Linked DNA regions of Mus musculus: region 2 is linked to region 1. The links are chromatin loops, found by intact Hi-C in ENCODE. Cell type or tissue: left cerebral cortex. All regions are shown on one strand. Links, peaks and the distances in the headings refer to the core of each region. The heading gives the core; the rest is flanking DNA.

Region 1 (16,377 bases), core at 2,974-10,973:
AGGAGAAGGAGGAGGAGGAGGAGGGGGAGGAGGAGGGGGAGGAGGAGGAGGAGGAAGAGGAGGAGGAGGAGGAGGAAGAGGAGGAGGAGGAGGAAGAGGAGGAGGAGAAGGAGGAGGAGGAGGAGGAGGAGGAAGAGGAGGAGGAGAAGGAGGAGGAGGAGGAGGGGAGGAGAAGGAGGAGGAGGAGAGAAGGAGGGAGAGAAAGAAGAGGAGGAGGAGGAAGAGGAGGAGGGGGAAGGGGAAGAGGAGGAGGAGGAAGAGGAGGAAGAGGAGGAAGAGGAGGAGGAAGAGGAGGAGGAAGAGGAGGAAGAGAGAAGGAGGAGGAGGAGGAAGAGGAGGAGGAGGAAGAGAGAAGGAGGAGGAAGAGATACTAGAACTTTCCCACCTCTTCCCTCCTCCCCTGCTGTTTCTGTCAAGCTGTACAATTCATGGAACTTCATTATGGTGATCCCAGCTGACTGATGCAGGCGAAGTCTGGCTCCTTATTTAAAGATTCAAAGTCTGTCAACCAGCTAGTTTGCTCAATTAACTTTCACCTTAAATGTTTAAAACTCTTGGTGGTGGCCATCTCAGAGAAGAGCCACTAAGTCATTGACTACCTTTATTATGAATTGGTGTGTGATTGGCCCAGCAGGTCTGAAGAGATTTTACTGGCAATTTCTCTAGCCGAGGATACACTGGAAAGGAAACGCATTGTTAATCAGCACAAATTGAAACACCTTACAGAAATGCCTATGGTTTTGCTGAAACTCCTAGGACCCCGACAATCTTGAAGCATGTTATTCAACAACTGCAGATGGCTGAGAGGCCAAGAGTCATGGCAAAGAGTTAGCAGAGCCTGGAGGGAAATGTTAGTTTTGTTGGAAGGCAGTGGGCACTGCAGAGTACACGAAGTCCTTCTGTTACAACAATTGCTTTAAAGAGCACAGAAAAGGAAAGAGACCATCAGAGGCATGGCTTGCTTCATTGTCCGATACTCGCTGCCTTAGCATTCCTCCTCATGAGAGTTGCATCCGACCTTGATTTAAACCCCTTTGGCTCAGCGCACCAGAGCAGCTCACGGGGTGCCTCCTTTGGAGACGGTGTCTTTTTCCTGCATGGGTTTGAAGGACACCGCAGGCATCACTTTGCTATGGGAGGATATGAATAACCACCTGGCCGCTCTATTTCATTATCTGCATCACTGAACCTAGCAGGAAGGAAAGATGTATGGCTCCACTATTGGGAAGCCTAGTGGGGGCGCTCTGATGCACAATTGCACGAAGACCTTCATTGCATTGTGTGTGTGTGTGTGTGTGTGTGTGTGTGTGTGTGTGTGTGTGACGAGATGCCGGTGATGACTTTCTGTCCCTGGCCATTCACAAGCAGGTGAATACCACAGTAAGCAAACCCGTGAACAGAGTTCCTCCAGTCTCTGCTTCAAGCGACTGCCTTGAGTTTCCCAAATAGAGTACAAAGATGGACTCCCACACTTAAGAGAGAAAATCCTTTTCTCGCTACGTTGCTTTAGGTTGGGGTGTTTATCATAGCAACACAAGGCAAACCATTCCGGTTTCCTGACAGTTCTGGAAGCTTCTTATTAGTCCAGTACCCATCCTTCTGTGTCTGGCTTCTGTGATGAGTGTAACGTCCTCAATGACAACCCATGTTATTGTGAATTGGATGGTAATGATAAAGGTCTGTGTGTAAGGTGGTGGAATACCAGTGATGATGTGAAACGGCCTGTCCTTTAACTTCTGGAAAGAGGCCCCTCTTAACTTCTTCTGCTTGAGTTTTGCTAGATTAATGGCTAGTGTCAACCAATCAGGTAGTGTTTGGTTGGATGATGCAAAGAATCTCCAAAGAATGACAGTTATGTGGAATCTAGATTGCTCTAAGTCTGTTATTCCTTGGTCAGTTGTCACAAGGGACAATCAAAGCCTCCTACAGCATAATTATCACTCTATGGTAGAGTGTAGAGTGACCAGCTCTGCAAAGGGAGAGCAACAATAAAGATGACATTTACGTACAGTTTACACTTTACAAAGAAATTTGAGGAGTGTGTCTTTAACTCATCTTAAAGGGGAAGAGCATTCTCTGCCAAGTTGACAGGGCAATGAGTTGCCAGGTTTTTTAATAGATGAAGACATAAAGATGTTGACCGTCCCTCAACATACAACTATGCTAATTGGATGATTTATGTCTTCTGGATGCACCTGCCCTTTCACCCAGTACTTCAGACCCTCAACAAGAGAAAATGCACGACACACTGCTGGAGTGTATGCATGTGTGAAATCTTGCTGTTAGGAACAGCATACACAAAGCACTGCCATTAAATCGAAGCCCATGAATAACAAGCAGAGCTCCTTTCTGGGGAGGAACCATTGAGAAGGATGAATGGCATGCACAAAGCACTCCAGAGGCCAATTCATGCTTTCCAGAGTCACCGGCTTGCTAAGGCTGGCTGGAGGTAAGCGCACTCACTGGTAGCCAGCGGATGGATGACCAACTCCAAGAGGCTGGGGTCCTGCTGAGGCTTTTCCATTACCATGGAAACCACTTCACCTCTTCAAAGTCTCCAAGTGCTCCATGTGGCATGAGAGCCATTAGTGCAACTGAGCGGAGGTGAGCCGTAGCTCTCTGCCTTGTAACCTCTGTCTCTCTGCACTGGCCTCAGTCATCACAGACCTCTTGTGGCTGTCAAGCTTGTTGTCACTAGAGGTCCCTTTATGGACAGCTATAAAAATCACCCTGCAGAGAAGTCTTCTCTGCTGCTTAGGAGATGAAAACCATGAATGCTAAGTGACAATGAATGCATAAAAGATCAACCAAGAGCCCAGATATGCCTTGAAACTGAGAGAGGATAAATACTTATAGATACCTGGAAGAGCCTGTTGGGCAGCCCCCAGTCCCCACAGAGCTTAGCCACAGCTGTGAAGACATTGTCTCCCCCTCCCTCCCTCCCTCCCCCTCCCCATCCCCCTCCCCTCCCCCTCCCCCCTCTCACACACACACACACACACACACACACACACACACACAGAGAGAGAGAGAGAGAGAGAGAGAGAGAGAGAGAGATAAAGTCTCCTGTTATATACTTTTGTGATAAACAAAAGAATAGTGCAGTGGGAGGTAGATATATAAATAAGAAAGGCAGAGTATCAACATGAAACTCCTTAATTCAGGTGTGGAAGCATGGCCAATATGAACAGAAAAAATGGGTGAGAATCAGTTACTTTTAGGGCAATGTATTCTCTCTCTCTCCCTCTCCCTCTCCCTCTCCCCTCCCTCTCCCTCTCTCTCTCCCTCTCCTTTCTTTCCCTCTCCCTCTCTCCCTCCCTCTCCCCCTCCCCCTCTCTCCCTCCCTCCCCCTTCCCCCCCCCCACACACACACAGAGAGAGAGAGAGAGAGAGAGAGAGAGAGAGAGAGAGAGAGAGAGAGGAAAATAAAGTAACCAAACTCAAAGATTACTGGCTGCTTGGAGCAATATATTTTTATCTACTATACACTATTTTTCCACGCTTTTGGTACGTGTGTACTTCTGTGTATGTGTGTCTATGTGTATTATATATGTTTTTGAATATTTAAATATGGACATTAAGCAAACTAAAAAAGTATTCTAACACTGAGCTATACCCTGGCCTCTGGCTGATATATATATCATCAAGAGAGAGATTTTATATATATATATATATAAAAATATATATATATATATATATATATATATATATATATGAGAGATTGAGAGAGAAGAGAGAGAGAGTATGTGTGTGTTAAGAGATTGAGTCAGTCTTTTCTCAAACCTGTAATTCAAGTTTATTTGGGTAGCCCAGTAGCCAACAAGACCCAGTGATCCTTCTGTCTCCACCCCCATCACTGGTGCTAAGGTGTATGCAGAACGAGGCATAAGCTATTATGTGGTGTGTGGGGAATCTCAACTCAGGCCCTCATGTTTCTGAAGCAAGCACTTACCATCAACCCACCCACCTCTGAAGCCACCATACCCCCTCCCCCCCTTTTTTTTTGGCAGTGGTGGTGTTGAGATAGGCCTCCAAATCACAGTGCAGCTGAGAACTTGACCTTCTGATGGTCCAGCGTCTGCCTCTCGCGTGCTGGGATTAGAAGCAAGCACTGGCGTACCTGGCCTTTACAGTGCCTCCACTCGGGGGGAGTCTGCTGAGATACATCCTCCTGCTCCCGTGAAGGCCACAGAGTGAGCCAACACTGATTATCTGCCTCTGGAATAGAATTGGCAGCTGTGTGTCTCTCTAACCAGATGTCAATTTAGTAGTGAATTGAACATAGCTGTAGCCAAATTCAAACTTCAGTTTAGCCTTGGGGAAGAGAGCCTGAAGTCAAAACAACCATTTGTTTCAAAATTGACTCAAATAACTGGTTGTTTCCCAGAAAGAAGAAAACAATTGTTTGAATGAATTGTTCAAAAAGGGCTGCTGCCGAATCCCCGCCTAGCCTCTGCGCCCGTGGCCCTGTCCCTCTGTCTTTCTTTCCAGCCCTCTCAATGGCACCGATGTTTTGTGATTATCTGATGAACCCACTAGAAGTCCTGAATGGCCCAGTTGTCTCCCCTGCCAGCCTCCTTCCCTCATAACTAAGGTTCATTATGCACAGAAGGCGGGGGGAGGCACGTTAAGTGGGAATGCCATAGAAATGAAGACAATGAACAGCTCAATTTAAGTATGTCTTTTCAACTTGGTGCTTTATTTAAGAATTTCAACTCAGAGCTTAAAGACGTTGCATTTTCTTGAGCCATCCAGGAAATCATATCAGTTACAAGAAGGTTCACTCTCTCGAGCCATTTAACTGGGAAGATAAAAGACTTCTGTACTTTGTCCTTGGTGGGACCCCATCTCAGTTCTCTTCAGGCACTCACATTGTTTTTTCCCCCAGAGACCTATTATCTTCAGAGAGGGTTATTATTTCAAATGCAGTTTAGCTAGGCCCACCAAAGAAAAATGCTTAAATATCAGCAAGCACCATTGAAGCTAATTGCCCTCTGAGTGCAAAGCAGTAAAGATCAGGAGCTTGGGTAAAATTAGAAGATGGAGGAGATTCTACCCCTGGGTGGATGTCAAATCTGACCCTTACCCAGAGATGGACTCCTGTTCTCATTTCACATCTTAAAAGTGTACAGCACATTAAAGAGTTACGTAAATATCCCGCATACATGCCTGATATGGTATTATGATAATTAAAAGGTTTAAAGGCCCAGACCTACCCTCAGGAATTGTATCACCCCACTCCGCGCAACTAGACCCTTCCCTGCTTAATATTTTTCCCGTTGTCATCATGACTTCAAACTGCTTTATACTGGTGCAGCTCCCAGGCCTGTGAGAAAGTAAACCTACTTAGAGCAACTGAGCAACGAACAGGTGAAAATGTCTGCTAGTACATGTGTCACACTGACTGTCCTAAAGTGTTTCAAATTCAAAGTGAACTGTGGTTGTCTCAACAAGAACTGAACAACGAATGGCCCTACCTGCTCTCATGCCAGCATAGCTGAGAGCAGGGTCTCGCAGGGTCCCACCCCTAGATAAAGAGTTACAGAAGATTAATGACTGCTCTAAGAGGGAAAGAAGCTCTCTTCTCCAAGGATGATCAATTCTAAGTGGTCAGTCCTAAAAACATATACATACAAGAAATGCTTAATTGACTAGAATATATATATATATATATATATATATATATATATATACACACACACATATATGCCTATATATGTGTGTATGTATATGTATAATATTTATGTGTAACAATAACAATTAAAGACACTATATCTATCTATCTATCTATCTATCTATCTATCTATCTATCTATCTGAGAGGGAGCTGGGGAGGGGGATGGCATGAAGAGAGTTGGGGGAAGTAGTGAGAGGGGGGAATGATATAAATACATACTTATGTGTGAAGTTTAAAAAAATCAGTAAATTGTGGTTAACTTAAGATTTCTTGAGAGACTCAAATGACCAACCATGGTAAAGATCAAAGAAAGTGACTCCCATCTGTCCCAGTGTTCTGTCTTTAATTTTCTTCTTCTCCCCACTCCTCCCAACCCCCCCCCCCCATTTCCATATATGAGCATCCCTCTGAAAACATGGGGTCAACCTTCCCACCTGTCTTGAGATATGTTCCCTATAGATGGCTGACATTTAGTGAGAGGCTAAGGAAGTTATTGATGATATAGAACCACTGGGAGAGAGCATGAAGCAAAAAGGTCTCTGTGCCCATTGAGGCAGGGCTGATAAGTCTGAAACAGATTCTGAGCATCCCCGGGACCAGACGGATTGGTAAGTGCATTCTAGAGTGTTGGACTAAAATGGGTAGAAAATGACATATACATTCATTTACATTTTTTCTTTACTATATTAGCCAAGAAGGAAACTTGACATAAAGTAGAGTGGAGGAGGAGAATACAACCTCTGCCCCAACACCGGAAGTAACTTGGGCCAGCGGGACCCAGGCATCCAGGCACTGCGCCTGACCAGTGGCACAGGTTCCTTCTGGTCTGGACCCATGCGTTGAGCAGACCTTAGGTATGAGCTCCGCAGCCAGTCCCACAACACCCAGAGGAAGCTCTGCTCCCAGGTGCTCTAACATGTCGTGAGGAGCACACAACATCTGCCCCAACACCGGGAGTAATTGGAACCAGCACCCAGGAACTCTGCCTGACCAGTGGCACAAGTTCCTTCCAGTCTGGGCAGGTGCCCTGAGCAGACCTTGGGCACAAACTCCATAGCCAGTCCCACAACACCCAGAAGAAGCTCCACTCCCAGGCGCTCTAACACTCCCAGGATCCCAGGATCCTAGGACCTTGGCCACAACAGAATCTCAGGGTCCCAGAGGCAGCTTGACTTCCAGGAGCTGTGAGACACCCAGGATCTCAGGATTCCAGAATCACAGGGTCACAGAGACAGCTGGAATCTGAGGAGTTCTGACACAACCAGGATCACAGGAAGGACAGGTTCCAGTCAGATATAGCGAGGACAGGTAGCAATAGAGATAACCAGATGGCGGGAGGCAAGCATAAGAACATAAGCAACAGAAACCAAGGTTACTTGGCATCATCAGAACCCCATTCTCCCACCATAGCAAGTCTTGGATACACCATCACACTGGAAAAGCAAGATTTGGATTTAAAATCACTTCTTATGATGATGATGATAGAGGACTTTAAGAAGGACATAAATAACTCCCATAAAGAAATACAGGAGAACACAGGTAAACAGCTAGAAGCCCCTAAAGAGGAAACACAAAATCCCTTAAAGAATTACAGGAAAACCCAATCAAACAGGCAAAGGAAATGAACAAAACCATCCACGATCTAAAAATGGAAATAGGAACAATAAAGAAACCACAAAGGGAGACAACCCTGGAGTTAGAAAACCTTAAACCTTACAGATCAGGAGTCAGAGATGCAAGCATCACCAATAGAATACAAGTGGTAGAAGAGAGAATCTCAGGTGCAGAAGATTCCATAGAAAACATTGACACACCAGTCAAAGAAAATGCCAAAAGCATAAAGTTGAGTGGAAATAAATTGTTGGCAAGCATGTAAATATGGATTCTGGCTCTCTCCTTCATAGAAGTCAGTGTCCTCATATTTATTCATATCCCAGTTACACAGAGACCTAGAGAGTCTACTTGCAGGGATCCATAATTCACATCCATGTGTGCACGCAGAGGCATGTGTAGTCAGCTCTCTCTTGTAGCTCTGTTTCTGGCAGCAGCAGTCAGAAAGAGGCAGGCAAATGGTTAAGGAAACGGTACATATTATGTAACATGTGCTCCGTGCTCTTGAAACGAGGCAGTGCTATAGACTCCGTGAAATTTGGACCATTCCTCGCATCAGTTGTCTATTGCTATGGTAATAACACGTTAACGCACCATCCAACATTCAGTCGCTTAACATAAGCATGCAGCTCTTGTGTCTGTGGGCTGAGGATTTAGACTTTGCAGTTCCTCTGGTTTCAGCTGAGTTTGCTTATTCAACTGCAATTCAGCTGGATGTTGACCAAAGCAATCAGAGGAGAATTTCTTCCATGTTCACCAACCAAGTGTGATGGCACACTTTCATCGGTGCCATGCGTCCTGGCTTCCGTTCAGCGGGAGCAGGTACGCTTGTTCTCCTGGCTCCTGTCTGAGGTTCACCTGTCTATGAGATGACCCTGCCTCGGACCACCTATTTTTGTTCTCTGCTGTAACATATTTTTTTCCCTTCTAAAAATAGGCTACAACGTCTTGTACTCAACAAAGGCTCCCAGTTAACCAACTGAAACATTTTCCTTGTGGGGAAAAAAAAATGTCTGGTTACCTGCATTGGCTCTCTGTGCTCTATAACCTTCATTCTTTCTTGAGCCCACTGAAGGCAAGTGAGGGTGTCTATCAGTCGACACTTGGCTATTGCTGTGCTGCTGAGATTTGCATGTGGCCTTCACCCTGCGCAGCTCTTAGCAGCGTTTGGCATGTTGGGGGTGTCACTATCACCTGCTGGAGAGTCTTTTTTGTCCTGGATGCTGAGAAGTCAGTGTCCCTGCTCTGTGCTGACTTCACTGACAATGGCTGCTTCTTTTGTGTGACCAGATTCTCCTCATCTTCCCAGTTCTCGAGTCCTGGGAAGTTCCAGGACTCCATCTTTAGTTCTCCTTCCTTTTCTTTTCTTTTGCATCTTGTTCCAGGCAATTTCATCCTATCCTAAAAAAAAATGTACATTATTGTATCTCACATTGTTCTGCATGTGTGTATGTGTGCACATGTGCACACGTGTCTTTGTGGGTATGTGAAGACCAGAGGTTGACATTAGGTGTCTTCCTCAATTTCTCCCCACCTTACGGCTTTGAAGCATGGTCTTTCACTGAACCTAGAGGCAACAGTTTGTCTAGACTGGGTGACTAGTGAGCTCCAGGGTCCTCCTGCCTCCACCTCCTCAGGGCTGGGATCAAGACGATTGGCTTGGACCCAATAGGACCTGGGTCAAGATGATTGGCTTTTTACCTGAGGGCAGGGGATGCAAACCAGGGTGCCAGGCTGTGGCAGACACACTGTCATCTTCCTAGACCCAAGTCCTATCATTTTAATGTCAACACGATCTTTACGGACCTCAGATACCTTCAGCTATTCATTTTATAGGAAATATTTCCTTTCTTGAGAAAAACGCAATACATATTCCTGTGCATAGTATCAACTTTACTTAGAAGTAGGTAGAAGGGCAGAAACGTGCAGGCACTTTTCAATTCTGTAGCAATTAGTAAATGGCTGTTAAGAAGACAGCAATATGTCACCTTTATACCATAAATACATAAAGTTATATTGCCCCCTCTCACCTAAATTCTGCCAATAATAGGCACTCTCACTTCATTTTCTTATTGGATATTTTTATTTACATTTTAAATGTTATCCCCCTTCCCAGTTTCCCCTCCACACCCCCCTATCCCATCCCCCCTCCTCCTGCTTCTATGAGAGTGCTCCCACTCCCACCCACCCACTCCCACCTCCACACCCTAGCATTCTCCTACACCGGTGCATCAGACCTCCTTAGGACCAAGGGCCTCTCCTCCCATTGATACCAGATAAGGCAGTCCTCTGCTACATATGCGGCTGGAGCCATGGTTTCTCCATGTTTATTCTTTGGTTGGTGGTTTAGTCCCTGGGAGCTCTGGGTGGTCTGGTTGGTTGATATTGTTCTTCCTATGGGGCTGCAAACCCCTTCAGCTCCTTCAGTCCTTCCCCTAAGTCCTCCATTGGGGTCCCCATGCTCATTTTTTGTCTTTCTTTCTTTCTTTCTTTCTTTCTTTCTTTCTTTCTTTCTTTTTTTTTTTTTTACTTTTATGTGTCTGAAAAATACAAAGACACATCAGAGTCTAGGAACTAGTTTGGAACAGTAGCACTGAGAGCTGACTGCAGTGTTGGAGGGAAAGGCAGTGGGAGGCTCATTGTTAGGAGAACAAGACTCTTGTGCCCTCATGGAAGAGAAGAGGTGGGGACGGGATTTCCTACAAAGATCCCTGTAGAAAAACTGTCTGAACTTCCTAAGCCACCTCCCAATGCCACCTTTAGGATGACATGAATGTCTGCTTTGGGTGATGATGCTGGTCAACACCAGGTGAGTCTGAGGGAGCAAAGACTGATGACAGCCGTGAGAAAGTGGACCCCCACGGTGGCTGGTAGGTAGAGGGCCACAAGGCTTCCCACAGCTTCCGTTTCTCTTTCCCATCCATTTATACTGTCACCTGTGGTTTGATTTCCTGCCACTTAGTCAACTGTAGGTGCTGGAGCCCCAGCAAACATATTCCCACATCAAGTGGTATTAAAAAGAAAGAATGGATAGAGGGCACACTTCATTCCTTTAACGACAGTCTTGGGGAATGCCCATATCTAATTCCCTGACAGTTTGTTACTGAGCACAAGGGTGGCTTATTTTGAAAGTCCAGCTAGAAGTTGGGTTACTTTTCTAGGCTGAGTGAGAAAAGCTGGAGGTGAAATGGGAAGGACTTCTCAACAGTTGTTGTTGCATCTCAAGTAGCCATGGCCTAAGGAAAGACTTAACTATGCTAATGATGACAGGACCCTGGCTATTAGACAGGCCTTGCACAGGAACTTATTATCAGCTCTAAAAAAAAAATTCTGATATGATTGTGTTCATTCTCCCACTCTGTGCTTCTCAACCAGAGGCAATCTTGACAAATTCGGGAGTGTTCCCTTGTCCTGCTGAGATAAACTGTGGACAGCACTGGCTATGGGCAGAGGCTAAGCATCGCCCAGAACACTCAGGCTGCTCCTAATCATAGTTATCCAGCCAAATGGCCGAGGGATAAGCACCTGACTTCAAGCAAGTTAAAATAACCTCGGATGTCAGGATCTACGTGCAGAGCTCTGAGCATTGCCTGTTTCATGGGATTAAAACAAGTAACTCTGAAGCTGGTGAGATGGCGTGGCAGGCAAAGGCACTTGCAGCTGGGCCCGATGACTTGAACTTGATCACTCAGACCCATGTGGTAGAAGGAAAGAACTGACTTCTGTAAGTTGTCTTATGACTTCCTTATGCGTGCTATGCACACATGAGTGCACAGTTATATATACACACATAGTAAAATATTAATTTATCAATATAATTAACTATCACAGTGCCTTGGCTTTATCTGGGCTGTGGAACCTACCTTTGAGCCGCTGGGAACTATTTCCCTGAAACTGTGACTTCATTTTCTATAGGTCCATTTATACTGTAAGATGACAATATGGCCATTTTCGCCTGTACCTTCTTCCTTACCCTGAGGTGGAGTGGCTGCCCTACCTCTCATTCTCCTGCTTTCTGCACTCACAGCCCAGAGTAGTGATCACACGCCAAGGTGTCTGAGTCCTCAGCAGGCGAGATAATAAGCGCCTTCAGCTCAGAGACAGAATTGCATCTTCCTCTGTATTCGTAGCCTCCAGTGAGTGCGAGGCGCCTTAGCAGGTGCTCGGAGGCACTCACTGAACCAAAGCAAACTTGTTTATCATCTGGCCTTTCTTTGCGTAGGCACAGTCTGATGGCTTTTCTTTTGACACCCACTGCAAAGATCATCTTATTACTTATGCTGAGCAAAATGTTGCTTGTTCTGGAACTTCATCTGAAGTCCCAAGAATGGGGAGGACAGCGAGCGTAGGAACTATGAAGCAAATCACTATGCCCGGCTCCCAGGCGAGAGGGTTAAGGAACCAAGATGGCGGAGGCAGGAGACACACACACAGACACACACACACACAGACACACACACACAGACACACACACACAGACACACACACTCAGACACACACACACACAGACACACACACACAGACACACACACTCAGACACACACACACAGACACACACACACAGACACACACACACAGACACACACACACAGACACACACACACACACACAGACACACACACTCAGACACACACACTCAGACACACACACAGACACACACACACAGACACACACACAGACACACACACTCAGACACACACACTCAGACACACACACACACACACACATATACAGACACACACACAGACACACACACACAGACACACACACACACACACAGACACACACACACAGACACACACACACACACACAGACACACACACACAGACACACACACACAGACACACACACACAGACACACACACAGACACACACACTCAGACACACACACTCAGACACACACACACAGACACACACACACAGACACACACACTCAGACACACACACAGACACACACACTCAGACACACACACTCAGACACACACACACAGACACACACACACAGACACACACACAGACACACACACAGACACACACACTCAGACACACACACTCAGACACACACACACACACACACATACACAGACACACACACAGACACACACACACAGACACACACACACACAGACACACACACTCAGACACACACACTCAGACACACACACAGACACACACACAGACACACACACTCAGACACACACACACACAGACATACACACACACACATACACAGACACACACACACAGACACACACACACAGAGACACACACACTCAGACACACACACACAGACATACACACACACACACATACACAGACACACACACACAGACACACACACACAGACACACACACACACAGAGACACACACACTCAGACACATACACACAGACACACACACACACAGACACACACACACAGACACACACACACAGACACACACACACAGAGACACACACACTCAGACACATACACACACAGACACACAGACACACAGACACACAGACACACAGACACACACACACACACACACACACACAGCAGCAGCAGCATTGTCAGACCCAGGAGCAGGGCAAAGAGGATCTGATGCACACTGACAAGTGCTGTCCATTTCTAAACTTTAGTTGGTGGGAAAATGTTAGCTAGCTGTTGGCCTCTCTTCCAGCAGCAGGCTCCTATTGAAGGCCCTTCCGCCCGGAGGGTAGTGAAGACAGTTTCTTTTTCACCGAGAATATTTTATAGCTGACAGAATGCATCATGTTCCCTTTAGAGATTTTCTTGGGAACCATTTACGTAACCTAAGACCTATTGGGCAGAATGGGGCCCTCTGACTACTTATTCATCCTAAGGCTTTCTTTTGAGGGATTGGAGAGGTAGGATCTATGTATTGCCATCATCATAGAACATATCTTTATGACTATAAGGAACAAGAACACAGTATCTTTGGTACGGCTGCGGGGGCCTCTGGTGAAGCTTGCTGGTTATCCATGTAACTTTAAGTAGCCTGAAAATCCACTAGTCATTATGTTCATTTATGCATACACACATTCGTTTTCATTTTTTAGCTTCCTCTGGGATTAGGTGCTCAAGGTGAGTATAAGGCACATAGACCATCGTTCTACCATGATATCCCACAGGAGGCAAGGTGAAGCACTTAGTGCTGCTGGTACAACCAGAAGACAAAATGTGACAAGGAGCGGAGAAGCCTAGCACAGAATTAGTGTCAGGAAGCGCAGAAGAATAAGGACTTTGCCAATGTAGACTGCAGAGTTTGGGAACAACTCAATGAAGAACCACACATTGAGTTTAGGTCAGAAAGGTGAGTGGGATTCGGAAGCAGTTTAAAGTTGTGTGCCTGTTATTTTCTCACAGAGAGAAACTTGAGCAAGCTAAACCCTCCCAGGGCTTTGTATCTTATATCAAAGAAGTCACTCTCTTGTGGGGGAAGTCATGTGTGGTCATCACGACGCCACATATCCAGGCATGGCGTTCAACAAGCCTGAGTTTAAAGATCCTTCTGATAGGAGCTGTGCTTATCTTACTTCTGCACTCCCTGTGGGCATCATGGATATTTTTCCAAAGAATCAGGAGTTAGAGGGAATGGATGGATCGTCAATAAGTCACAGGCAGGATGAGTAAGGTAGAGAGTTGACAGTATGATAGACTTGAGGTTTCTGAGTAGATCACTTAGTATATCTGTCCTGTGGAGTATCAGAGAACATGAATGAGACGGTAGATTGAATATCTAATGCCAGAAGAGTTTAGGCTTTTATTAGAGGAGGGTGTCACCAGAACATGAAGAATTGTATTCAAGGGTCACAGCATTAGAAACTATGGACGGTTGAGAACCACTGCTCTAGGGGGGCCTGATTTCCACACTTCCGAGGCTGAAGCAGGAGAATTTCAAGGCTGAGGCCCGCCTGCTGAGGCTGTTGCTTTTGTTTCTGTTTTGCTACGTCATCAGACCCTGAAATGGAGCCATTAAAAGTATAGGAATGTTTGTGCTGGAGATATGTAGTTCAGTGGTTGAGTGCTTTCCTACTATGTAAAAGGTTCTAAGTTTAATTTAAAAAGTATAAAAAGGGTCAGAATAGCTCACACAGTGGCGGGCTTGTCCAACATGTATGAAACCGTGGGCTCAATTGCCAGCACCGAACAAATCAGGCACAGCATGATGCAACTGAGGTTGGAGGCAGAAGCAGGAGAATGAGAAAAACAAGGCCATCTTTAGCTGTGTGGTGAGTCTGAGGCCAGCCTGGTTTACATGAGTTCCTATTGAAAGGAAGGAAGGAAGGAAGGGAGGGAGGAAGGAAGAGAGGAAGGAAGGGAGGGAGGGAGGGAAGGAAGAAAGGAAGGAAGGAAGACAAGAAAAAGAGAAAAAGAGGAGAAAAACAGAGATTTGGAGCCATAAGAATGACAGATAGTAAACAGTATCTCAGAAAAATTAATGTTTATCCTGCACAAGTTAATTGAATGGGGAGAGAAGTATTGGGTCTACCGTTGTATTAGCATTCTCGAGAGGAAAAGAATGAACAGAATGCAATAGAATACACACGTGTCTTGGGGTTTTATTGTTATGAACAGATACCACAACCAAGGCAACTCTTATAAGGACAACATTTAATTGGGGATGGCTTACAGGTTCAGAGATTCAATCCATTGTCATCAAGGCAGGAGCATGGCTGCATCCAGTCAGGCATGGTGCAGGAGGAGCTGAGAGTTCTACATCTTTATCTGAAGGCTGCTAGCAGAATACTGACTTCCAGGCAACTAGAATGAGGGCCTTAGAGCCCACAGTGACACACCTACTCCCACAAGGCCACACCTCCTAATAGTGCCCCTCCCTGGGCCAAGCATATACAAACCATCACAACATGTAGTTGTAAGAGAACTATATTGGATGGGCTTAACATGCAGAGTCTAGACAGTCACATAGTGGCCATTGGCAGGGTGGAAAGTTATAGAAACTGCTCAGAGTGGGAGACATCACATTGGTGATATGGGGATGTTGCCCCAGTCTGTCACCAAAGGACTGAAAGCCCCCTAGGGAGTCCCTGTAGGTTCTGACAGTGATGAGAAGTGTGGAACTGCAGGCAGTAGACATGAGGGGGTGGAACCTGCAGACAATGCTTTCAGCACACTCTGCCAACATCCACACATGGACCAGAGGAAGGCTTTCCCATGGATCCGAGGAACTGTGGCCTTTGTTAATAACACACATTCACCCTGGGCTCCCTCTTACTCCCCGTGGAGTAAAAGTTAATTTGTTGGAAGATGGCTTAATGTCTTCAAGGAAGAAAGTAAGAGCTTAATTGCTGGTCACAGAGAGCCAGTGACAGTAACGTGCACGTGGAAAACGGGATCTCTCTGCTTCCTAACAGGATGGCAAACCCATGCTTGTCAGTTCTATGAGGACGACAAATACACTGCTCGGCTTTCATCGTGAAGCCACTATGAAGCTAGTCTCATGTTTTAAGTATGAAGATTAGTTTCTTTGTGTTTCACTGAGGAGGAACATGTTTTGAAAAGTATACACACACACACACATATATATGTATACATATATATACATATACACATATACATATATACACATATACACACTTAAACCCATACACACATACACATATATATACACACATACACATATGCATACATATACACATACACGCATATCTAACATATACACATACACACATACACAGATGACTACATACACACATATACACATACACATGTACACACATACACACATGCACACATATACACATACACACAGCACACATACACACATACATTAGTAGCATCCTCTTATCCCAGCCTATATACTCCTCCTTGCTCTGATTCCCTCAGTTTGCTTATTTCTAGCTCTTCACTGTCTACTCTTCCTGGAATATTCCAGAGCTCATGCCGACCCTGTAGAGCAAGCCTTCTATAGAATAAGCATCAGATTCTTGTGCGAAAGCAAGAATACTTTCTTTAAACTACCTGTAAATTATCCACTTACTTTCCATGGTAGGAAAGTTTTATTATTTCGTATATTTCCACTCTCCCCCTCTTCAACTGCTGACAGCTAGTTGGAGAGTTCT
Region 2 (16,377 bases), core at 4,618-12,617, 370 kb after region 1:
CTTGTGTGTCTAGCCATCCCACGTTGGTCCAAGGTAGCGTTGGCATTTCAGTTTCTCTCTTTTCACCCATCTCATCCTAATGATGCTCAAGTTAATCCACACCGGCCTTTTGGCTTTAAAAATACAACTTTATAGAGAAATGAGGCCAAAGGAGAAAAAGAAAGGACAAGAGAATTGATCGTCTGCGGGTTAGATCCACTTAGAAGACAAAGTCAACAATGGGGCTTTAAAAATTATTTATCAGGCATATCCATACCAAGAAACAGACTGAAAGGTAAACTGCTCGATTGATACTTAAATTCTATCTTTTCCACTTATATTTTGTTTTGTTTTGTTTTTGTTTGTTTGTTTTGTTTCATTTCAGAGACAGGGTTTCTCTGTGTCTTGGAACGCAAACTATAGACCAGGCTGGCTTCTAACTCAGAGATCCACAAGCCTCTGCCTCCCAAGTGCCCGGATTAAAGGTGTGCACCATCACACCTGGCTAGATTTGAAAGATTAGAGTGAGCATGTTTAAGGTAACTGAAAGCCAAGACGTAGCTAAGTTTAGATTTTGTTTAAAGAGACCGTGCGGCTGTCATCTAGTGTGAAGAATCTTTCTAGTTTCTCAATTTCTGATCCCTCCAACACTCACCTATTTGCTTTATGATGTCTACTTGTTTTTCCTGCTAAAGACATCAACTGAGATGGGAGCATTAATCTACAAGTTAGAGTGTTCTGAAAAAGAGGCCGAGGACTTGCTCTCCCAGCATGATGGTCTTAACAATCCACCTAACCAACCAAAGAAGCAAAACCATAAAGGAAAGTGGCAGTTAAGCCATGTTATTAATTAATTAATTAACTATGTAAAACAAAACAGCAAACTCACTAGGAGATGCTGGGGGACCTTTCACACCTTAGAGTCGGAAGCCATCTTAGACAAACACCACCCATGAGTCTGGGGAAAACACAAAATAAAAACAATACGGAGAAGCAGGATTCTACATAAAAGCCAAAACAGATGTTGGGAGCTACAGACAAGAGAGCCCTAATCCTCAACAGGAGTTGGTTTGCCAACATTGTATAATCCAGCACATTCACCAAGACATGGCGTTCACCACATATGGGCTGAGCCCCTTTAAGACCCAAGCTCTGCTGGGCGGTCATTCAAAACAAAAAAAGCTACTTGCTCCTTGGAGGTAGATTCCATAGGTAGTGGTGTGACACAGTGGTTGGGATTCTTAGGTCCAAATACGAGAACTTTAAGAGAACCCTTTCATCCCTGAGTCTAGCCAGCTCCCTTGCAAGTGTTCTTTCCTATGTCTGAACTGCCAGCATATATATATATATATATATATACACACACACACACACACACACACACACACACACACACACACACACATACACACACACACATATATATATATATACACATACACATATACACACAAACACACATATACACATACACGTACATATACATACACACACATACACACATATACACATATACATGTACACACATATATGCATATGCGCATATACACATACATATACCCATATACACACATATATACATATATAAACATACATGTATACACATATAAACATATATATACATATACACATATATACGTATATACATACATATACATATACACACATATACATATACATAAACATGCATGTATACACATATATACACACATATATACATCCTATACATATACAACTACATATACATGTACATATACATATAGTCTTTGACTACCAGTCCCGTCGATTTCGCTATCAGCTGAGAGTTTAGTAAGCACCATGCTAATGCGTGTTTCAGGGAAGAAGCAATTAGTAGGATGCAGGTCCTCCCCTCTACCTGCTCACCATCTCAAGAAGAAGAAAAAAACAAGCACGGAATGAAATTCTTATAATGTTTTCTAGTGAATGGCATGCCAGAGGAGACTCGGGATTCTGAGGAGCACAAAGTAGGTGATGCTTGGGAGAACTATTGTGGATCCTTAAACCTATACAAAGGTTCTTGTTCTAGCAGCACCACATAGTGCTGCTGCCAAACTATAGATGTAGCAAAGTCCTGCCTTGTCTGGCCTCAGTGGGAGAGGGTGAGCCTAATCCTGTAGAGACTTGATGCCCCAGGGAAGGGGGATGCCTGGGAGGGAGGGGAGCACCTTCTCAGAAGTGAAGGGGGTGGGATAAGGTGAAGAACTCTGGGAGGGGGACGAGAGGGGGGCAACATTTGGGATGTAAATTAACAAAATAATTAATTTAAATATAATAAAAAGCTTCACACATATATTTCTTTAATGTATTATACTTGATGTCATATGTTTTAACATTACAAATATCTGTAAATTATTAGCAGACCACAAATTTGTCTTTTAAATTTTTTTGCTCACTGAACATAATCAGGTAATTTGACATTAAGTTGTCTTAGGGTTTTACTGCTGTGAACAGACACCATGACCAAGGCAACTCTTATAAGGACAACATTTCATTGGGGCTGGCTTGCAGGTTCAGAGGTTCAGTCCATTATCATCAAAGTGGGAACATGGCAGCATCCAGGCAGGCATGGTTCAGGAGAAGCTGAGAGTTCTACATCTTATCTGAAGGCTGCCAGCAGAATACTGGCTACCAGGCAGCTAGGACTAGAGAGGGTCTTAAATCCCACACCCACAGTGACACTTTCTCCAAAAAGGCCACACCTCTTAATAGTGCTACTCCTTGGGCCAAGCATATTCAAACCATGAAGTAGATGAAATTTTAACTTGAAGTCAATTTGCCTTGTTTATTTTTTCGAATATTGTAGAAAAACTGCCATTGATTGCTTTCTTCTATGTGAGTATACTATCTATGCTTCAGACATATTATAAATTAAACAATGACAATTAGCTTTGGGTTGATGTTTAAAAGCCCTGCTTTCAATTAGTGCATATCCCAATTAAAAAACGGGCAAATTATTTATTAAACATCTTTGTGGTCTTACAAGTGTGATCAAATCCTAAAGCAAAAAACACACCTTCAACTATATAGATGTTCCATATCAACCCTTGAATCTCTTCACCAGAGAGAGAGAATACAGTTTTCTGTTTTCAGAGTGGAGTTTTTATTATCTTTCACCATAGAGTTATTTTGAATGAAAACATACTTTGATGAATGAAGAGTATTCATTGAAGTATTTTTCAGCATCAAGGTTAACAATAACAATAAGATTTGTTAAAATTGGTGTCTAAATATGTTGTAAAAGACCTTCAGACTGGATGGGTTAGGGTGCTCGGGGGTTGATGGATGATGTAGACGTTTGATGATGTAAAGAAACTAGAATGTTCACAGGAAAAATGGGTGCAGTATTGTTGACGCTTGCTCCAAAACTCCAACTAGTCTCTGTCTTTTAAAATTTTTATTGTTATGCATTTCTTGTATAGACATGGGTTTTAGGCATCGCTTTCTCCTGTTTCACCTCTGCCTCACTGATCCTCTTACTCTCCCCAAATGGCCCTATTTCCCTGTGCTTGTGATTTGCATTCCTCTGAAGACTAAGTATGCTAGACTTTTTAAATGCATTTATTGGCTATCTGTAATTCACCCATTGGTCTGTTTAATTTTCCCTTAGTCTTTGCATTAGTTTGGTTCTGTGGGGTGGTCGTTCTTTAGTTCTGTATGCGTCAGAGAAGCAAACCCAGTCAGATGTTTAGCTGATTCTCCTATTCTACGACACTCATCTTCCAAGTCTGAGTTACCCGACTTAGCAAAACATTTTCCAGTTCTATTCACTTTCCTTCTAATTTCACAATTTCAGTTTTATTTTCAGGTGAATAAAATTCCAGTGCATGTGGATCACATGTTCATTATCACATGTTCATTATCACATGTTCGTTATCACATGTTTGTCTATTGATGGACATCCAGGCTGATTTCATTGCCTTGTTATTGTCAAGGAACAGCAATGAACATGGATGTGCTACTCTGTCTATGATTGGATATAGAATCCTTTGGGCATAGGCATACTGGAGTGGTTGGCTCATATTTTTAACCATTTGAGAACCTTATATACTTGTTTCCAAAGTATCTGTACCAGTTTAAACTCCCACTCCATCAGCATAAAAAAGTTCACAGCAAACGACCTAGCAGAGACAAAAAGAGCCAACTATGGTTTTGATTGTACTGTGCAGAATTATGGTTTCTTTTCAACTGAAATTGGTGGTCAGAGCACTTTTCTTTTTGAGCAAATAGAAGCCCAGAATGAGTAGTTAGATAACAAAGGAACACTCAGTTGCTTTTGATAACATAAAGTTTCCAAGTCTGAGGTAATTACGTCATACAATACACGAGAACAGACAGAACCACTCCCGTGGCAACTCACGAGGAAGCTGGCCCAGAGGAAGGCTTTGCCTGGGGCTTGCACTGTCTCCATCTTTCAGCTGTTCAGGCTCGGTGATTGGCACCTGCCCATGGGGACTCAGCGAGGGAACATCTTTAGGAAGCTTGCCCTGGCTCTGGGCAGGGGTTGTGACTACAGGTACCATGTTTACCCTGAGCATGTTTACTTCGTTGCCCTCAGGACTCTCGTCACTAGATCCTTCCTGTCATCAGTTTGCACGTGATTTATCGCCTGTCGAATCCCCACAGTGGGCCACACAGAGTCCTCAGCGAGTACTTCTCCAAACAAGGAGTCAACTGCATTGTAAGACCATCTGATCTTTCTCGTTGCAAGTCTTTCCTTTTTGGACTCCAAAGCTAAATAGTGGGAGCATGAAGTCATCACTGTCACTAAGTGGTAGACTATTGAGAACCTGGGGAGGTTAGAAATGCCTCCTCTCATCCAAAGATGCAGTAATACCTAAAATACCCCCATGCCACTCAAAACACCAAAACAGTCACAATAGGTTTGTAATAGCTCAGCATTTATACTTTGTCAGGATGTAGGCTAAAGGTTTTATTTTTAATACTCCTAAGAGTCCTTAAAAATCCCAATTATCCTCTCCTATTTTGTATTTGAGAAGCTCAGAGAGGTAAACTGTCCTGTCACATCTGTGTCTCCACCACAGATGTCAGTTGTGGGAGGTCTCAATGATCCCCACACCTGCTCTGCCTTCAGTCTGTGCTCTTTGGATTGCTTTCTCCAGCCTAAGTAGCCAAGGGCCTCGCTGGATGGCTTAAACAAACAGAAACACAGAAATCTGCCTTTGAACTTTTGGAGCTGGCAGTCCAAAATCATGGTTAATGGACATCAGTGTGTTACCGTTGAGATTCTGCTGGTGGCCCTCACAGATGAGCGCCAGCCCACTGTTGTATTGCTGTGGCCTCTGCTTCTGTCTACCCTGACCCTTTCCCCGTGTGTCTGTCATCATTTCCTATGAGGACTCCAGTCATTTTAGATGATGGTGTGCCTGAACGGCCTCACCTCAACATACACATCTATAAGGACCGCACTTCCACGTAAGATCACATTTGAAGGTGCTGATGGTAAGGAATCAGCATGTTTGTAATGGACACCGTGCATCCAGAACATACCTTGTCCACTCACCCACATGGGGTTCTGCTGTTTGTCTGTGGAAATAAATTTCATGCCGTTTTATTAACCTCGAGACCACAGAGAACAAAGTGTTCTGAAAAGGCACCACAGACTAGCACAATGAACCAGAGGAAGCCTGCAAGCCACCGCATCGTTTTTTATCATCCATCACCACATGTCAGTTAATAAAATATATTCCCTAAATCACTGCTGTGTTTATAGAGATGCTGTTGCCATGGTGAAGTTTAACAGAGGGAACACTGATGTTTAGGCGCCCTATTGGGGAGACTGGTGTGTAGCTTCTGAATTTCTAGGAGATACAGGCTCACAGAAAACATCCTGTTCCTCTAGCTATAATAATATCCCTCTCCAATTTCCACAATGATCCTGTAGCCTTGGGTGCAGTAGTCTCGCTACAGATGTATCAGATGCCATTAGACTCAGTCTTTGATTGGTTGTGGTTTTCTGTTATAGTCTCCATTTGTTGCAAAAAAGTTTCCTTGGTGAGCTCTGAGAACTACACTCACCTGTGGGTATAAGGACAAATATTTAGACTACACTTAGGACTTGTGCTAGTTTAATGAAGGGTCAGTTTGAGGCTCTCCTCCAAGATCCACAACTTCACTAGCCCTGGGTAGATGACCTGAACATGAATGTCACCAGTAGACATGCTCACATGGAAGGAGAAAGCTCAAGATGCCTCAGTGTTACACAAAGAACCGTAGGCAACTAAGGAGTACTGACAGCAAGAGAAATAGTCTTCCTAGGGAGGAACACAGTTGCTTATCCAGTATCAAGCGTCAGCCCTGCAAGTGTACATACAAGTCACATTGTACAGACTGAGCAGAGTGTGTGCGAACGTGTGTATGAGTGTATTTATATATAATGTATATAGTATGTGTGCATATATATGTATGTATATTTAAAACAAAAATTAAAAAGAGGTCATGAGTTTGAAAGAAAACCATATATGGGAGGATTTGGAGGAAATAAAGGGAAGGAGTGAATGGATTAATTATGTTATAATCTCAAAAATTAAAAAAAAAACTAAATGCTGATTTCTTTTTCCTCTTTCAGATTTGACTTCATGTGATAGCTAGTCTTTATCGACAGCTTGATGGGATGTCGAATCACCATGGGAACACAAAGCTGAGTGTGTCTATGAAGGTGTTTCCAGGAAGGCTTAAATGGAGAGGGACACACAGCCTGAATGTGGACAGTGCCATCCCAGAGGATGGAATCCCAGGCTGAAGACAAAGGAGGAAGTGTGCAGAGGAGTCACGCCTCGCTCTGCTTCCTGGCCTCAGATACAATGTGACATACTGCTTCCTGTTTCTGTGCAGGTAGGTGACTTCCTGGTCATGATGGCCTGAAGCCTTAATCTGTGAGTGAAATAAACTCTTTCCCCTCAAAATAGCTTCTGTTTTGTCTTAGCAGTGAGAAAAGTAGCTAACATTTCTCACTAAAATAGGCTAAGATGACAAATAATAAGAATGAACTCAGTGTGTCAGGTTTTACACAGGTGATAAGCAGTGTTTGGCCAAAGGGTAACGCAGCCTTTACGGTAGGTTAAAAAACAAAACAAAACAAACAAACAAAAACAAAAGCAGAGAAAACTATCTATCTACATGCAAGTGGCGTTTCCACTTACAGAAGCTACTAGGGAGTATGTGATGCCTTCCCACTAATGGGATGGCATAGGAGGAACCTCGAGGCAGCCTCTGCTGGAGACCGTGCAGCCAAAATGACATCTCCTGGAGGAGGACCTAATTGAAGACTTCCTGAAAGACCAAAGATCGCAGGAGCGGACTATGCCAGCCAATCAGGAACTGCTGTTTCGAAGAGATGCTTCTTGGGACCAATGGAGCATGGGTGGAGGGTATTAAAGGAGCTTGCAGCAGTGTTCAGAAGAGCTCGCTGCAGTGTTTCTCACCTGCTCCCAGAGTCTGTGTCATCGATTCCGATCCACCTCACCTTCAAACCCAAGGGCAACAAGGGCAGGTAGGGTCAGGCATCGAATAGTCCAGGGCACAGGCAGCAGGGGAGGAGTTGAGTGGCATGCATCACTGATAAATTTCTTGCTCTCTTCTCCCATTTGCTGTTTGGAAGAGGGACCATCAAGGTTCTGGAGACCGTAGACGGAAGGAGTCTAAGATCAGGAATCACTCTGTAGAGGGAAATGGCTTCCCAGCCAGGGCATTTCCTGGGCCTCAGTGTTAGGAGGGACTCTCAGGAGAGTACTCGTGAGGTACAGCATTTGGCAGTGTCATCAGCAAAACAGAAAGCTGAATTTGAGCAAAGCATTACTAGAGATTTTTAAAAGTTAGATTAGCTTAGAGATTATTTATAGGCAGTGAGGAAACAGCTAACACGTGCTGGAAAAACCAATGGAAATCCATGTTCCACGGAGGGAACATGTTTAGCAAAAGAGCCCGTCTTTACTTCCACAAGCCACGTGTCTCCTGAGTATGTGGCATTAAGGAGAAGGAGTTGGGAACAGCATTCACGAAGAGTGGCTTTTCATGCCACTTTTAGCAAGATACTAAATGAGCAACAATGACTTCATGCAAAAATTGGCTGGCTTGCAATCAGACTTGGAAAGAAAGGGGGGGAAAAGCACTAAAATCAAGCATCTAAGAAGTGAAAGACTAGAAATCCAAATCTCTGGAAGACTTTACTCACAGATCAATAAAGTGATCCGGCACTATGGCAAACTCAGCATCCACCTCATTCAAGCATGTTCTTTCTCGTGTCTCCCAAGCCCTTCTAATTAAGTCAAAAGAAAGAGACACGGAAGACAAATCTGGGAGGACACAGGAAGCTACGCTTAGGGAAGATTCCAGAGTATCATTGGCTACTGACGGAACTTGCTGGAGGCAAGCAGATTAGCTTACTGTGTTCCTGAGAAATCTCTACTGCCAGAGACAACGCTAAAACAGTCCATTAATTATCCAAGTGTTAAAGACCAGAGGATCCCAAGCTCCCATAGGCAAGGCCCAGTCTACTGGCTGCTTTTGGATCAACTTGACACAAGCTAGAGTCATCAGAGAGGAAGGAGTCTCAGTTAAGTAAAGGCTTACCTAAGATCCAGCAGTGGGGTATTTTCTTAATTAGTGATGAATGAGGGAGAGCCCAGCCCATTGTGGGTGGGGCCAGCCCTGGGCTGGTGGTCCTGAGTTCTATAGGAAAGCAAGCTGAGCAAGCCGTGAGGTATAAGCCAGTAAGCAGCGTCCCTCCACAGCCTCTGCATCGGCTCCTGTCGCCAGGTTCCAGCCCTGTTTGAGTTCCTGCCCTGACTTCCTTTGCTGGTGAATGGTAATGTGGATGTGTAAGCTGAAAAAACCCTTTCTTCTATAATTTGCTGTAGGCTTTAATTTTTCTAAACCTATTTTATTGTTTTTTTTTTTTATTGCTCTCTTCTAGCCCACTGACCAGAGGTAGGTTAGAAAGAAGGTTAATAGGGAAAGGTGGGCTGTGGACCTGTTTAGTAATTGTGGTATTTCCACTCTTCATTGTCAGGATACCAGAAGTCCAGTCCAATAGCAAACACCAAACATGAATCAGCAGTGGTAGCATAATGCAGCAAAACCCCCAAGGTTTCTGCATGATGTCAGTGGAAGTGGCCAGAACCAAATGGAATATACCCCAAGAAGTTCTTTGGTGCATTTCTCTCTACAAAGAACCTTCTCTCAATGCCTTGGGGTGCTATTTACATTCTTTCTAAACATCATATGCCCTCTCCAGTGTCTTGTTTTCAGCCAAACTAGCACATGACATTTCACGAAGCAGCTTCCAGAAAAAAAAAATCACATAACACAAGTGATTTTTTAAAATAAATCAGAAACTTCCACTTCAGTTTGCTTTTGTTCACGGTGTTTCATCGCAGAAATAGAGACACTGACTAAGACACTCAGGCAAAGCACTACAGACCCGCACCCTAAGGGAACAGTTCTCATTGCCATTGTAAGATGGCCTCAGAAAGCTGGAGAAGAAACAGATACTGGGATGTTTTATGTTATTGTCACTTTGACAAAATGTGGATTTACTAGGAGACAAGTCCAGAGCCAGACCTTCAAGGATTATCAGATACCTAGATTAGACTAGGCTCTGAGCATGCCTGTGAGGAGTTATCTAGATTGAGTTAAAGGGGGTGAGAAGACTTGCCTTAACTCTAGACAACATCATTCCAAGTTTGGGGGCTCCGGACTGGGTAAATACAGAAATCAGGCTGGGTGCCAGCGTTTATCACCCTCTGGTTCCCAGCTGTGGATATTTTGTTACCAGCTGTCTCCAGACTCTGCTGCCTGGACCTCCCCGCCATGATGGATCTATTTATGAGCCACAGGAAACCCTGGCTTCCTTAACCTGCTTTTATTAGGTTATTTTTCACAGGATGAGACAAGTAACTAATTAGATGTCAGGAAAAAAGAGTTTCTCCTGGATATAGGTGTTCAGTGGGAGCATCCTCGCTCCACATCCAGCAGTCTGCTCTTCTGGGTTGGCTCCTCTACCCGTGTGGTGTGTCTCAGCTTTCAATCTCATTCAACTTTTCTTGCTCACCTGTATTTCATTTGTCAGATATGAAGTCAGCTCTAAATAACTGTATTATCTCCAGAAGTCCAAATTCCTCATAATTCAGAACAGTAATTTTGGAACTAAAACTTGGTGCTGTAATTAATGTTGGGTGTGTTTGCTTCTGGGCCAAAGAGGTTAGGTGTGGTGATGGGGATTGAGAGATATCCACATATATCTCTATCTACACCTATCTATGAATACAGCAACTATGTTTCCATGTGTGTGTGTGTATGTGTAACTAAGTATCAATCTATTTAGATAAATATCTATCAAGTTATTATCTTCCCATATTCCTATCACCCATCCTAAAATTCAAGAATTTGTAGTCTTATTCTGGGTCTCTCTGTCATTCTTTTACCTAGACTTGTGGCTCTTTTATCCAAAATAAAACTATTTACCTGCTTTGAACTCATTTGCATAATTTAGAATGTTCTAGATTTACTAGCTCATATCATTACAAGTAAAACACCACCCAGAAAACCCCACAAAACAAAAACCCAATTAGAATGCATATCTGTTTTTAGTCCTTTTTATCACCATCATGACAATCTAGAGTGCACACACTATATTTTTTTTTAAAAAATCATTGATTTTTCTCTTTCATTATAGCTTTGTTATGGATTTGAAATGACTACGACTATGTTTCTATTTTGAAGTCCATTTTCCCAACTGGGGTGATATAAATTTTTAGTATTCTTTGAAAGTCAAAATCATGGAATGAGGTGTTGTACATCCTGAGAAACTCCAGTCCCTTCCTCTCAATTTGTCCAGTCCCACCTCTCAATTCGCTTCTTACGTAATGGAGTAACCAACCTCATTAGATTCTGCTCTGTCATGCCTGTGTTCCTTATTTAGATACATGTTTAGTAAACTATAATCCATCAACACAACCAGTACCATGTGGGCATAAATGAATAAAAAAAAATTACTCCTGTGAACTGACAGTCAGTGGTTTCCACAGCATATTATGAAGTGATAGTACTAGAACATAGTACATTCATGTTTGTCCTAGCAGAACTACAGGAAAGTTAGCCAGAAAACAGGATGACTGTATAACTTTTGTGATAGCCTTTTGACCTATGATCTCCTTTGTTTACTTTTTAAATGGACTTCTGTTTTAGGGGATGGGTCATCACTCTGCTGCCCAGTTGGGAGCTCATAAAATCACGAGGTTAACGTTCTCCTTGGATAGGGAAGTAGCCCAGTAAAGACTTCCAGGAGTGTATGAAGGCCTGAGTTTTGTCCCCAGCAACACAGGAACTGTCCATGCCTGTGACCCCAGAACTGGTGACAAGAAGGCCAAAAGGTCAAAAGTTCTAGGACATCCTTGGCTAGATAACAAGGTAACAAGTTGAGGCTAGACTGAGCTACAGGAGATGGTAGTGGGGCAGAAAGAGGGAGGGAGAAAGGGAGAGGGAGGGAGGAGAGAGAGAGAGAGAGAGAGAGAGAGAGAGAGAGAGAGAGAGAGAGAGAGAGAGAGAATGCAAATATCCTGATTCAGCCTTCCAAGTTAGAAGTTACTCTGGGACTATGTACATGGGCTACCACAATCCAGCTCTCTCTGGTTCTCTGGTTCTCTGATTCTCTGGTTCTCTGGTTCTCTGGCTCTCCCTCTCCCTCACCTTCTCCCTCCCCCTCCCCTTCCCCCTCCCCCTCTCCCTACCCCCTCTCCCTCTCTCTTTCTGGGGTGTGTGGGGTGTGTGTGGTGTGTGTGTGTGTGTGAGTGTGAGTGTGTGTGTGTGTGTGTGTGTGTGTCCTACTGCTAAATATTGTGTTTATGATTTTTTTCCACTGTTTGAGTTTTGTTTCAAGAGAATCCATTGCAGAGAGGTAGTTGATTTATGACTCAGATTACCACACTTCCAGTCCACCAGGGTGTTCCCACCAAGAACAGCAGCCTGTGGGGTCCTCAGTCATGATGAGTGCAGCAGGGGTCCTGCTTAGCTGTGTAACCCACACTGGTCCTAGCAAGGGTAAATCTGTGCTGCTGTTTCCAGATGCTCTTCTATCCAACCTTCCTGCTTCCACCCAGTTTACAGCTGGCAAACCCACCCCACTGTTTAGAGACTCACACTTGCTTCCCTAAGCAGTTGGCCATTACTTCCAGTAATTTCTTCTTATGCTAATGTCTCTCTGGCTTCTGCTTCTCGGGAAACACTGCCATGTTCCTTACAAAACAATAGAAACACATAGAAATATTTTAATCTTACTTCTGATTTCTTCTCTAGTATAAATGTTCTGCAGGAGTTTGTTTATTTTCAAGTACTTAAGATTTGGGGGTCACTGTTTAAATGCTGTTTTCAACTTTGTTGAATATGACCAGAAATAATGGCCTAGAATACACAAGGTTTATTTTTCACTCCTATGTTCTTAAGTCACTTCAACAACCGATTTTTATCAAATGTTCCATGAGCAGCATGGGCCTGTATGGTGAGTTTTTATCTGTCAATGTAATCTATGTAATTACTCATTGGAGACCATTTCCAGTTCATTCTACATATATATTATGCCTGCTGTCCCAACAGCATTTGGGACATTGTTGTTTGTTTGTTTGTTTGGTTGGTTGGTTTGTTGGTTTGGTTTGGGGGTAGGGGCTTGCCTTTAGACTATATTTTCTGTATGTATTTAGCTCTTAGAATTTTGTGGCATAGAGTTTGACAATCAGAGCACCTTACTTGAGGGGTATACACCCTTGTACATATTCTATCTTGAAATATATAAATAGCTCCATCCTATTTCTGTTTCCCCAACGGGCTTGAAAATGAGATATCAAATATTTCTCTGTGCTTTCTCCTCAACACTCTTATAAGCACACATGTCTCTTCAGAAATACCCAGCTTTCCTCTCTTCCCTGATGACTAACTCACAAAATTGCTGAAACTACTTAATTTTTATGATTATATGTCTTAATTCAATTTTTCTTTGAGATCACACCTCAAAATATAAGTATTACACACTCCCAGAGAGTCTAACAATCTGTTTGAATTTAACCAAGTTCCATTGTTCATCATCAGGCTTGATCCTTAACATTTAGAAGACCCCAGAAGGAAAAGATGAAGTGATGTCTACACCTAGGCTAGAAATCCAAGTTAACAAACTATTGAAACTATTCAAACTATTGAATTAAATGTGCATTTTCCTCCACTGTTGAATATACTTTCAGAGTCTACAAAGTGAATATGTATAGGTAAAGCCATGGCTTTTAGATTACCAAATGGCAGAGTATGAAATGAAACTGAATACAGTGAATGATAGTATCGCAGGAATGTCTGCATGTTTTGGTGACAATCAAGTGATGTTTAGCTGGGTATAAAATAAAATATCCATCACTCCAAGTTTATTATATTAAATTATTAAAATTTCTAATTATATTCATATAAAATTATCTGAAACTCAAAGTAAAATGTTGCTTAATTAAAAACATAAAAATTGAATTTTAAGCTGAAGGATGGAATATACTCTGAATAAAGTGATTTTCATGCAAACGTGAGGTCCTGGGTTCAGATCCCTGGTACTCATAGAAAAGCCAGTCAGGCTCCCTGGTCATCTGTAATACTTGTTAATACTCTGGAGGCTGAGACAGGAAATCTCTGAGGCAAGCTGATTAGTTAGGATAGCCAGAATCAGCAAGCTCTAGGTTCAACAGGAGAATTTGCTTCAATAAATATGATGGGTAATGACTAAAGACCACACACAATGTTAACCCCAAGCCTCCCATAGCAAGTGGACACATGTGTAGCCATACCCACACACATTAGTGTGCCTATGCACATGTAACATGATCCACATGCACACACCACACCTGCATGCAATATATAAAGAATAAAAAATAATTTCATTGAAACATAAAGTAAGTGGGAAATTACCTAAAATGTTTTTATAGATTCAAAGCTTTCTTCATATATGCTTAAAATTGTCTAGCATATAAATAATATATTTTATAGTTACTAAATGGATTTTTTCCAATCAAATTAATTTTTAATTTTTTTGTTATTTTTAACTCTGCATATGTGTACCTGTCTTTGTGTGGGTATATGCACATGAGGTCAGGTGCCCACAGAGATCAGAGGTGTCAGATTCCCCTAGAAATAGCCATGAGATGAAGAATGTGGCTGTTTAGAGTACTTAGTAAATCTGGAACTTTTTATTTAGTAAATGGAGCTCTAAAACAATGGGTATTTGCACTATTTAGTAAATCTCAATGTATTATTAACTTAAAAATAAATAGCTAGATATAAATGGCTATAGTCCCCACTATGAAGAAGAACTGCTTAAGATCATGAGTTTGAGACTACCCTTGGCAACACAGCCAGACCCATTTCCCAAAAATTAAAAAACAAGAACAAGAAAGCAAAGAACAAAACTGAAAAAAACCCCACTATTTGCTCTTAACCATGGTCTTAGTCAGGGTTTCTACTCCTGCACAAAACATCATGACAAGAAGCAAGTGGGGGGTGGGGTGCTTATTCAGCTCACACTTCCACATTGCTGTTCATCACCAAAGGAAGTCAGGACTGGAACTCAAGCAGGTCAGGAAGCAGGAGCTGATGCAGAAGCCATGGAGAGATGTTACTTACTGGCTTGCTTCCCCTAGCTTGCTCAGCTTGCTTTCTTATAGAACCCAGGACTACCAGCCCAGGGATGGCACCACCCCCAATGGGTCCTCCTCCCTTGATCAATAATTGAGAAAATGCCTTACAGCTGGATCTCATGGAGGCATTTCCTCAACTGAAGCTCCTTTCTCTGTGATAATTCCAGCTTGTGTCAAGTTGACACACAAAATCAGCCAGTACAACTACTGAGATATCCCTCCATCCCTCTTATCAAAATTGTTTTTAAAGGCTGAATTTGAGGAGATGGCTCAGTGGTTAAGAGAACCTCCTGCTCTTGCAGAGGATCCAGGTTTGGTTTTCAGTACCCATATGAAAGCCCACTACTCTCTATAACTCCAGTTCTAAGGAGACCAATGCTTTCTTCTTGCTTTCATGGCCACCAGGCATGCATGGAGGGCACACACATACATGCAATCAAAACATTCATACGCATATGAAAGAGATGAATTTTAACACGATTTTAAGTATTTAGTAAATCTTACTGTAGCATTAACTTATAAATAGCTGGATGTGTATACCCAGAGTCCCCACTATTAAGAAGGACTATTTAAGATGATGAGTTCAAGACTATCCTTGGCGACACAGCCAGGCTCACTCCCCTTCAAAAAAAAATGTCAAAAAAGACTATATTCAATTTTGAGTGTTCAGTGTTTACCCAGCATAAATTATTTCACAGTGAATATCATACTCCATACATGGTATATGCAATAGACATTTGTGCAATTTAAGAAGTATTTTGCATTGTTGACATGAAAAACTATTCCTTGGCCCCCATGTACAACTATTGAAAGTAGCATGCCACCTTTCAGATCTCAGCAGGAACACAAAGAGTAAGAGAAGTGAGACAGAGAGACAGGAAAAGGACAGATGGAAGTGGAAGGGCTGTGGCATTGTTGGGACCTGAGAGAGAGGATGCCATGATTTTAACTAAGGATTCTTCCTTAGCCTAAGCACACATGTCACTGACCTGTCACATGCATGTCTACTTTGACCTGAGACGCATCCCCTGGAAAACGCCATCTCACAAGTGAGTGTTAGTGTTTTCAGGGCTGCTTTATACGTTAGCTGGGAGAACTGGCCCTGTAGCAGGAACGCAGGGCCACCTCTATGTAAATTTTGGTGGGAGCCACACAGCCACAAAAGCATCTTCTGCTGGAGGACCTAATTGAGGACTGGCTGAGAGAACCAAGATTACTGGTGCAGACAATGCCAGCCAATTGGAAACTGCTGTTTAGAAGAGATGCTTTCTTGGAACCAATGGGACATGCGTGGAGGGTATGAAAGGCACTTGCAGCAGTGCTCAGATGAGCTTGCTGTAGCAGTGCTTCTCACCTGTTCCCAGAGTCTGTGTCATTGACTCTGCAGCACCTCACCTCCCACCAAGGGCAAGGTACAGGCCACAGGCCCTAGACATCAGGGGCGTCTATATCTAGGAATATCAAAATGTTGTTCAAAAAATAAGTCACAAAACAAAGGTCACAGGTGTGTGACAACAATGGCGGGCAAGAAGGAGGCTGACAGGATGGGAAAGAGACCATGGCAGACGGGAGCTGAGAAGAGTCAGAACACATCACATATTGGTTTGTCATTATAAAAATGTCATTATAAAAAATTCATATTTCATAAGTCCATTATGAAATTCTCCAGGAACAAAATTCATGGTTATTTTCAGTTTGCCTG

The links. A loop is a pair of places that touch in the nucleus more often than their neighbours do. Peaks named below come from ENCODE experiments on the same cell type or tissue, not always from the same donor. Only the 100,000 strongest peaks of a DNase experiment are listed, where the experiment ranks them.
Region 2: it touches region 1 in a loop (2.8-fold over the local background); 3 of 42 quality-filtered maps call a loop at or near these places.

The regions. Positions count from the first base shown.
Region 1 is chr10:118,947,993-118,964,369 of GRCm38, reverse strand. No RefSeq gene overlaps it. Among named protein-coding and RNA genes, the nearest start is that of Gm38403, 29 kb to the right of the region's middle. In left cerebral cortex, for the core only: no CTCF peak of the experiment used is centred there; a DNase peak (open chromatin) is centred at 7,849; H3K27ac peaks cover 942 bases.
Region 2 is chr10:118,576,410-118,592,786 of GRCm38, reverse strand. No RefSeq gene overlaps it. Among named protein-coding and RNA genes, the nearest start is that of Ifngas1, 28 kb to the right of the region's middle. In left cerebral cortex, for the core only: no CTCF peak of the experiment used is centred there; DNase peaks (open chromatin) are centred at 8,033 and 9,264.